2 separate regions of the Homo sapiens genome follow, and region 1 is linked to region 2. A link is a loop called in an ENCODE intact Hi-C map of the cell type or tissue named here. Cell type or tissue: gastrocnemius medialis. All regions are shown on one strand.

The links. Hi-C counts contacts between places; a loop is a spot of excess contacts. Peaks named below come from ENCODE experiments on the same cell type or tissue, not always from the same donor. Only the 100,000 strongest peaks of a DNase experiment are listed, where the experiment ranks them.
Region 1: it touches region 2 in a loop (5-fold over the local background); 2 of 110 quality-filtered maps call a loop at or near these places.

The regions. Positions count from the first base shown.
Region 1 is chrX:20,203,013-20,208,012 of GRCh38, forward strand. It overlaps RPS6KA3 (ribosomal protein S6 kinase A3), which reads right to left. Exons shown (of 22, transcript NM_004586.3): 4 at 1,010-1,091. Among named protein-coding and RNA genes, the nearest start is that of RPS6KA3, 61 kb to the right of the region's middle. In gastrocnemius medialis, no CTCF peak of the experiment used is centred here; a DNase peak (open chromatin) is centred at 3,099; H3K27ac peaks cover 2,901 bases.
Region 2 is chrX:20,439,716-20,444,715 of GRCh38, forward strand. No RefSeq gene overlaps it. Among named protein-coding and RNA genes, the nearest start is that of RPS6KA3, 180 kb to the left of the region's middle. In gastrocnemius medialis, CTCF peaks have their summits at 3,091 (motif pointing left) and 3,294; a DNase peak (open chromatin) is centred at 3,066.

The DNA.
Region 1 (5,000 bases), 240 kb before region 2:
GAGAGAAGTGAAATTTCTTGGGATGTCCATGGTGGGTAACTAATTGGGAATAACAGAAATAATAAATGATCATTGCAAATATTAGAGAATATTTTCAAAGCTTTATAAATTACATGTAAATTGAAGAGGAAAAAATGGACTTTTAGTAATCAATACACAAAACATCTAGAGGTTATGAGGTTAAAATAAGTGATACCACTAAATTAAAGGAAGAGTTAAGTATTTTTAAATCTATATTTCTTCTTAACTACTTTTTTTTTTTTTTTTGAGACGGAGTTTCACTCTTGTTGCCCAGGCTGGAGTGCAATGCCACGATCTCGGCTCACAGCAACCTCCGCCTCCCGGGTTCAAGCGATTCTCTTGCCTCAGCCTCTGAGTAGCTGGAATTATAGGTATGTGCCACCACGCCCAGCTAATTTTTTGTATTTTTAGTAGAGATGGGGTTTCTCCATGTTGGTCAGGCTGATCTCGAACTTCTAACCTCAGGTGATCCGCCTGCCTCGGCCTCCCAAAGTGCTGGGATTACAGGTGTGAGCCACCACGCCCGGCCTCTTCTTAACTACTTTTTACCTATGAGAGCCAAATCCTGCATTAGGGTTTTCAAATCATAGGCTCAGAATAAAAACTTACTTGGAGACCAGAAGTCATAAAGTCCTTTAGAATAAAAGCTATTTTGCAGCCAGTAAATCAGTACGTTTTTAAAAACATTAAAATAAATATATAAATTTGAAGATGAATCAAACCCAGTTTTAATCTTCTAAATGTTTACTTGTATAAAACTCAATATGAATTTATAATACGTCTTTTATAACGTGGCAACTCTGGTTCTCACTAGTTATATGATTCCTAGCCTAGCAGGAAAAATTCACTAAAAGTCAGCCTAAATTTAAAGCTGGTAACAGGAACCTATTCAGAATGTAAATAACATGCCAAGGAGTCCCATGAGCTCTATTGAGACCTTTCAGTTTGTTTAGACTACATGAACATTACAAATAGCAGCAACACTTACCTTTCAGTGTGGCCTTCTTCAATACCTTCATGGCATAAAGCTGCCTAGCATCAGAGCCTGAGATTTTTTTAACTAAGAAAACCTGCATTTAAGTAAGAGAAAATAAATATTACAAAGTAGTATAAACTATATCCTTGTTAAAATAAGACCCTGCTATAATACAGTTTATTATTATAATATAGATTCAGATATACTGTAGATTATTTCCCCTAAAATGTATCAATTATAAATACTAGTTATAAACATTTGTTATAACTTGGGGTGTCAATATAAGGGAATACATTTTTTTCATTTTGTTGTTTGCCAGTTCCCAAAGAGCATGTAACACATTAAGACAGAAAAAAACCCTTTAAACTACATATGTATGAATTAGATGGAAAAAATCCCAAAATGTTTAAAGTATAACACAGGTGGTATGATGTCCTGCTTTTAACAAAACAGAATTCTACTGAGCCCGTCAAAATTGTTATACGGCGGTTCCTTCTTGACCACAATTTCCTGTTGATACAAGTATTCACTGATGGAGGGTCTTTTCTGTATACAAAAGCTGCATATAAATCTCACTGCTCAGCGGAACAATTTAAAACACTTACATTGGGCTGGGAGTGGTGGCACACCCCTATAATCCCAGCACTTTGGGAGGCCAAGGCGGGTGGATCACCTGAGGTCAGGAGTTCGAGACCAGCCTGACCAACATGGTGAAATCCCATGTCTACTAAAAATATAAAATTAGCCAGATGTGGTAGCTGGCACCTGTAATCCCAGCTACTTGGGAGGCTGAGGCAGGAGAATCACTTGAACCCGGGAGGTGGAGGTTGCAGTGAGCCGAGATCGTACCATTGCACTCCAGCCTGGGCAACAAGAGCCAGACTCCGTTTCAAAACAACAACAACAACAAAATGAAAAGCAAAAACAAACAAACAAACAAACAAAACTTACACTGAAGAATCCTGTGCACAAATATTTAATGTGACTTAAGTTAGAACCCACCTCCCCACCTTTTTATGGTCAAATTATCACATACACCTAAATATGAAGAACACAATTCTCAGGTATGTTATTGGGCATCCTGACTTTGCAAATATTTGCGCAAAATGAATAAAGCCTGTTCTAAATAACTCATGGTCATTCTATAACATGGCTAATACAAGACTACCAATACATCTCTTCTACTCACTTTGACCATTAGGTTCATGATCATTTCCATTGAACCTTTAAATAGATATGCCAAATAGATTTGAATTTCAACTCCTCTTCCCTATCCATTCTTTTGTAGCAGTGTTCTTATGCTTCCACAGGTGGGAAGAAGAGAAGCAACCACAATCAAGAATTAAGTTTAGGATCAGCTTTCATTCATCTGAATTAGCACATCAGGCTATTAGCACAAAATTAAAAAATGATTCATTCAACTGATTCTAGGACAAGGCAGAGTTTCTCACTTTGAGAAATTGTGCCAAGTCAATGGGCAAGATCCCAAATCAAGTGAAGAGCACCACAACTCGCGGAGAAACCCTGATACAGGGTGTGTTGCTCTCCAATAATCACCACCCCCTTTCACCATGCCCCACGCTTTAGCTCCTTTCAGCCAGTTAGTGGGGAGCCAACCTAGGGAGAGAAAAGCATCCTTAATCAGGGTGGATGTAAGCTCTGGAATGATGTTTAAGTATTAAAGGTAATCAGAGATTATTAATATTTTTGACGGAAATAAAATCTGATTAGGTAGAGATAATTAGGATTTATTTGATATTTAATCTTCCTTAAGATTCCCTAACCATTCTGCAAGAAAAATTCTCCTGGTGAATTCCAAACTTTCAACTGTTCTTTGAATGCATCTTCTTAACACTCCAGCACTTCTTAGTTTGCAAAATACTTTCACAACCATTTGTAATAAATCATCGTGTCAATTTTGGGAGGCAGACCTACTAGGCAATGCCTATTTTATAGCTGTCCAAACTAGGGCTTAGGGGGTTAAGTAATTTGCCCAGTGTCACAGTGGAGGTACTGGGACAGAGTCCGTGTCAGTCACCCAGTATTCTGCTTCTGCTCAGGGTGCTGTTTATCTGTTCCCTTTGGCCAGTAACCAGGCAAGCCCAGCAGGAGCAGCAGCGGTCCCAGCTGCCATCTCTTCCTCCACCAGAGCATTTCTGACCTTTTCTCACTCCCCCATGAAGCTATTCTAGTCTCTGACAGGTCATCCCTGTTTCCTTGGCTTACTGTGGCCTTTCAGAATGAGTAAGAAAGGAGACAACCTATTTTGAATGTTTGGTATTTATAGTATGATATTTAAATTACTTTTAAAGACGTAAAGGGAGAAGCATGCTAATTCCAACAACTTAAATATTGTGTTCCCTGAAAATCTAATGTATAAAAATTACCCATCTATTTGGGTTTGAGTGGTGTGATAATTTAATTTAATACCAGATATTATATGCTTGGCCTTTTATCATTTAATTCTCACTACTCTCCTATGGAGTCAGAACTATTACACACTCATTAATTCTTTCCAGAATTATATGCCAGGCACTGTGCTACTGGTTCAATGCTGAGACTTGATACAAGGCATGACCCTTCCTTCACTCATGGAACATTTAGTCTAGTGGGGGAGACAGCCACTTAACAAATAATTAAACAAATGAAAAACTGCAATTGTGGCAAGTGCCATGAAGATGACGTATGTAATGTTCTGAGAGGGTATAACCAGGGAACATAACCTAGGAAGGATGCAGGGAAAGCTTCCTTGACATCACAGGTGCAAGAGGAGCTAACAAGCTGAGGAAGAGGCAGGGGTAGAGCAGAGTGTTTCAGGCAGAAGGAATAAAATATGGAAAGGCTTTCTAGCAGGATGGAGCTTAAGGACTTGGTCCTGCTTAAGGACCAACAAAGGCAGCCAATGTGACCAGAACACAGAGAGTGAAAAGTATGTAAACTGATGCTGGAGAGGTAGCTAGAGACCAGACTGAGAGGCTCCTCAGCCATCTTAAGAATTCATCTTTATCGTAAAAGCAAAGAGAGGACGCTGAAAGGTTATGGAGGGGTAGAGTAAAAGATTAGTTCATGCTGGCTATCATGTAAATAATGGATCAAGGCAAGAATACATTTGGAAAGACCCAGTTAGGAGACTCCTTCAATAGACCAGGAAGAAAGGTGGTAGCATATTCTCAAGGGGTGGCAGGCAGGCTTTGAGAAATCTTTACTGAATCTACAGTACTTGGTGACAGATAAGACTGGCCAGGTCAGAGTGGGATAGGGGAGGTAGGGACTAGAAATATACATCAAGAACGCTTCCCAAGTTTCTAAATTGCTTAATGAGAGAAAAATGAAATAGAACAGTTTGAGGCTTAGGGAAAGATCATGAGTTTGGTCTCAGACATGTTGACTTTAAAGTGCTTTTAAGACATAGAAAAAGAGTAAGCAGCTGTGCATAAGAATTCAGAGCTTGGAGAAGCAATCTAGATTGGAGATATAAATGTGTTATGTCAGCTGTATGTGAGTTACAATTAAGATAGCAGGCACAGAGAAAATCAATTAGGAGAGTATTAGTAACAGAGAAGAAGGCAGCCTAGAATCGAACCTTGAAGAACTTCAATATTTAATGACTGGCTAGAGGAAGGAAATGGGGATCCAAGAGGTTAAGTAACTTGCTCAAGCACACACAGTGAATAAATAGAAGAAAAAAAATTGAATTGAAGTCCGGCTGACCTAGAGCCCAAACTTACAACCATTACGCTCTGATGGCTACTTACTCTTTATTTGGATTAAAAGCATCCTTTTGGGTTCAAAAGAGGTTAACAACTGTAACAAATTACCTATGTTAGCCAAGAATTGCTAAATACCCCCACTAAAATACACAAGAGAGCTAAACTGGTGCTGTTCTGAAACTTGCAAAGCATGATATATTCAAATATTTCCTTACAGAGAAGTGGTAAGGAATCACTGCATCGTCAAAGTTGAATACAATCTCCAAATTTTCCTCTTGCCAAGAAACAATCTA
Region 2 (5,000 bases):
CACAGGAACCCAACTCTGTATGTCTTCTAGAAATGTTGATTTGATATTTGCTGATTTAGTGTTTGCAGCAACTTTGTAGAACAAAAGTACCATGAATAATGAGAATTGACTGTATAAACTTACAATAAAATAAATTATATTATACGAAAGGTAATAAATACTAAAAACTCTTCACTTCCTAATTATTTTGCTACATACTACTATTATCCATGATCTTGAGATTATTTCTATTTTATCTGTAGGGTAGAAATACTATATAATGGGGGGTGCTACTGTGCATTTCTTCCCAAACCCCCATGTTCAGTGACATCAAATCAGTAGTTTGACATTGGCCAAGGTGGGAGTATTTTACATCATGGAAATGGGTAATGGCTACAAATCAAGGCTTTTTCTCCCAGCTCCCACCCAGTTGTTAAACATTTACCAGTACACAACTGCCTTCAGTTTTTTTTTTTTTTTTTTTCAGACAACTGTCCTTTGGCTCTTGGAGCCAACTTTCACGCACTAGGAGAAAACCTAAAGTTATAGGGAGTTTATCTCCTTGTACGTCCACCTCAGGTCCATTAGCCAATGACTGACTGGTGTTCTCATGCCTCAGGGTGGGATTCACACTTCAGAGCATTCCTTGGGATCCAGATGAGTTGTGAGCCCCAAATGCTTGAGATCATACCCTTGTTTGGCTTCCTCCTCTTCCCTGCCTTGCTGTTTTCTTATTCTTACTGGTTTCTCCTGGGAGCTCTTCCTTGATAAATCACTTGCACGCAAATCCAAGTCTAGGGTCTGCTCTTGAAGCACCCCATCTAAGACAGTACTCTAGCAAACCTGGGAAGGAAGTCGTGGGGTCTGCAACCTGGGTGTGTGTGGCTCAGGTTGGCCCCAAAGATTGACTGATAGATCTCGATTTTCTGGTTCTAACTCTTCCTTAAGAAGCCTTTGCTTTCTGATTTTATCCTTCAATTTAAATGTTTAAATGACTTTTAACAGGCATGAATTCAAAGTTTTTCAACTTTTGTAGTTGCCACTTATGTGCTCAAGACATTCACATTTTGATAAAATATGAAAGATTACTGGGATATTCTTTACTCAGCTTAGCTTCTTGGTGGGTTTTCCTCTGCTGAGCTCAGCCAGTGGCCTTGAACTCTGACATGCAATAACAAATCAAGTTTTCATCAAATTCTTCTTAGCCTGTTCAGAAACAAAAACTCATAAGCAATGCTGCAATAACTTCCTTTGAAATTCTAATTGGCTCCACTTTGATAAAAATGTGATAAGCACTCAAGAAGCCCACTGTGCTGTTGTATACAACTGGAATATGATTCTCTTCATAGTTTTTTAAAAAAATTTTAAATTATTCTTGCTATAGAGTTAGCAAGTGCCAGTTTGGATGCATGGTCTTGGTAATTGTGCAGTAATTAAATGCTTGCCTGGGAAAACAATTTTAGAACACTGAATTGCTTTATTGCATTTTAAAAGGCTGAAAGGGGCATTCAATCAGGTGGAGACAATGTGTTTGTCTTCTAAACAAGACTTATCATAAATTATTCACATGGGCAAAGACTGAATTTGAAAAGGAAGAAACTTGGGGACATAGGGCAATTATTGCTCCAACAGTCATTGTAGAGTTTAGTAGGCCTCATAAAAGGAGGCCTGTCTCAAAGATTCCAGGCAAGGTTTTGAGGATGAGGAAGAAGTGCTTCCTTAACTAATCTGATTTTTTTAAACTGAGACTGCTGGGAGATTTTGCTTACTCTCCTGGATGCCCCTGTGGCTCAAACAGCTCTGTAGAAGAAAGAGTTACCGTCAACTTCTGTTCAATTATATAATTCAGAGGAAAGCATAAAAATATGACTTTGCAAAGTGTGACATGGGTGAGAGAAACATTAGTATAAACACTGGGCATCAGATGCTTCACAGGGGCTTTTAGCTATATTTATAATTTTGTATTTGCCCTGGAATTCTTTTTATTAAGGAATAATTTACCTACAGTAAAATGCATAAATCTTAAGTGTATAGTTTGATGAATTTTTATCTATACACTCATGTAACTACCACGCAAATAGATACAGAACAATTTCATCACCCCAGAACATTTCCTCATTCTCGTTCCCCAATAACATCCTCTCCCAGAGGTAACTACTATTCTGAATTTTAAGATACAGATTAGTCTCATCTGTTTTTGAAATTCATATAAATAGATGCACTCTATTTTTTGGTCTGGCTTCTTTCACTTATCATAATATATTTGAGATTCATCCATGTTGTAGTGTGCATCAATAGTTCATTTTTTTTTATTGCTAGGTAGTATCCAGTTGCATGGATGTACCATAGTTTGCTTATCCAATCTCTAATTGATGAATTTTTCCTCAGTTTTTACTTGCAATGAGTTAAACTGCTATGGAACACAGTTTTATACACAGTGTACACAACAGGGCTGTTTGGGTACTTCTTTTAGATATATACCCAAGAGTGGCATTACTGGGTCTGCCTTTGAAATTTACTATAAAGAAAAAGAAAAAAAAAGGATACCAATAGGAAGAGTGCAGAAAAAAATGATTGTCTTTCCAAAATCTGTTCTTAGCAAAGTGAGAAAGAAATCTTGTACTACCTGGTGGCATTGTTTCAGCATTTAGACTTGGACTATCTCAAGTTATTGCTTAGCCATGGGGGATTAGAGAAACAGAATTCAGGTTCTTTCTTGATGAGATACAGGCATTGTATGTCTGAATGGATGGAAGTGTTCAAGAGCCCGTGCAATGGAATGCTTGGTACCTTGGAGAATTGGATTAATTTGAGACTTGTCACCTGGAAACAGGACTGTCTGGTTCACCTTGGGATCACCTTTGGCCACGGATAATCAAACTGTTGAGGGGAAAGAGTGGATTACGAAACCTCAGTGCAGCCAAAGTGCCATGGGGCCACCAGAGGTGACCTAGTTGGTCCCCAGGTGATCACATTTGAGATTTATTCTTTACAGCAACCCTCATAATGGAACAGGGCTGCAGACCAGCCTAACCACACACAGAACAAAGGGCTGACAGACTTGTGAACAAAGGGCTGACAGACTTGTGAAGGGGTTATGGCGCCCCCTGGGGGACACTGAAATGTTCCTCTTGTAGACCTAACTTTCCGGTCTGGGGTCAAGTTCAACTTGTATTGATTGAGTAACCTGTAAGACATCACCACTTCAGTAATCCTCTTCAAAGGTTTCAGAATAAAGTATTTGCAATTTTATTGGGAGCAACTCAATTCAGGGGAAGCTGAAGAGGAATACATGTGATGTGTAAGTTCTCACAAGATGGGAGGGGGAATCTTTTCCGGTTTATTTTGTATTGTTTCTGGTAGAAAGGCTCTACATGATTGGGTAATTTCTAATATTTACTTTGTTAATGAAGGTGATAGGATAAGATGACAACTCCATCTGCAAAGTTCTGCAGGCAAAATGCCTCTCCAAAATGGTTGTGAGCCTTTTGTGTCTTGCTTGCTCAGGGTGTAAAATGAGCGATTCTCAACCCAAATCAGTACCACTCTCCCAGTGAGCAGTTGGAAGTGTGTGGGAGCATTTTTGATTGTCAGAGTGACTGGGGTACAGGGGGGTGGTGCACTACTTCCATTTGCTGAGATGGAGGAGGGAGAGAAAACTTCTAGTATGAAGGAGAGTTGTCCTATCCTAAATGCCAATAGGGTCCTTGTTGAGAAATACTTTACCCCCCGTCAGGTGATCTGGAGACAGTTATGTGCAATTCATATTCAGAAGGTTTAACTACACAAACAAAATATGTCAAGCAAGTGAAAGCAGATTTAAGGAGCGTATTCAGAAAGAAGTGTAGTTAAGCCTGTTTTTGGACATTTAGAGAGCATGATCACTTTGCCCAAAACCGAAAAGGAGCACTGGCCTTAAGTGGAATACGGAGGTGGAGGAATTTGTTTTCCAGGCTCCCCAGCATTTCTTTCTTCATCCTCTTCCAAACAATCACTGATCCTGCTCCCCTTCTCCCTTGCTTCTTGGGATGACGAAGCAGCTGACAAATCCATTAAGTCGTGAGAATTTTCTCTTACTCCTCCCAGCAGGATATCAGGAAGAGAAGACTCTCAAATGTTGAAATTTCAAATGTGGGCGAGGAAGGTAGGTGTCTTTTGGCTGTGGGATCTTTCTAGAACTTCTTAAATTATTCCTGGGCAAGTAATAACTCATTTTCTTGTTGGGCTGGCTTTAGATGTGGAAACCAAAGTGTTAGCGTTTGCTGTAACCATGGCAAGGAGAGGGAAGAAGGATTGGATACCTTTGTAAATTTATCGGCAAATGAATGAGCTGAACAAGAATCCTTTGGAGTATATAGTTTGGAATGTGCTGTGTGTGACATTGCTTTGTAAACTTTAAAGTACTATGCAATTTTGATGTATTTTCATCATGCCAACACTTCCTTGAATTTCTCAAAACACTAAACTCAGAATCTTACACAAAATATCCGTTCAGTAAATGTGTCCCAAATGAAACAAATATTAGGTATAAGGAGCGGCAGTGGAGGTTATGGAACAGGGTCTCATGTTGCCATATCTATCAAGGGCTAACATGCCTCTACTTGGATGGGGCTATTCACTGATAAGGAAATCTTGCTACAGTATTCTTTTTGCTTCCATTAAACATTTCATGGGAGGGAATTCTCACTATTCCTTTGTGAACAAGATTGATGATAGATCTCCCTCAGGCTTCTGAATAACATGAAATTATTCTGTATCTGTTTAATGTACAAAGGGAGGACCAGGGGGGACTACCCATAGTGTCATCATTATCCATGAGAATCCAATTATAGGAGCCCCTGGGATTGTTGAACTCAAGATTGCAGGATCCAAATGTTAGGGATATCCTGGTCACTTCCTTCCTCACTTGGGAGAGAATTAGAAATGACAAGATCTTAAACATCTTCCTACATTTATTGAGCAACCATTGTGCCAGCCACTATACTATGCACCAGGGACATGAAAGTGAGTATGACACAGTC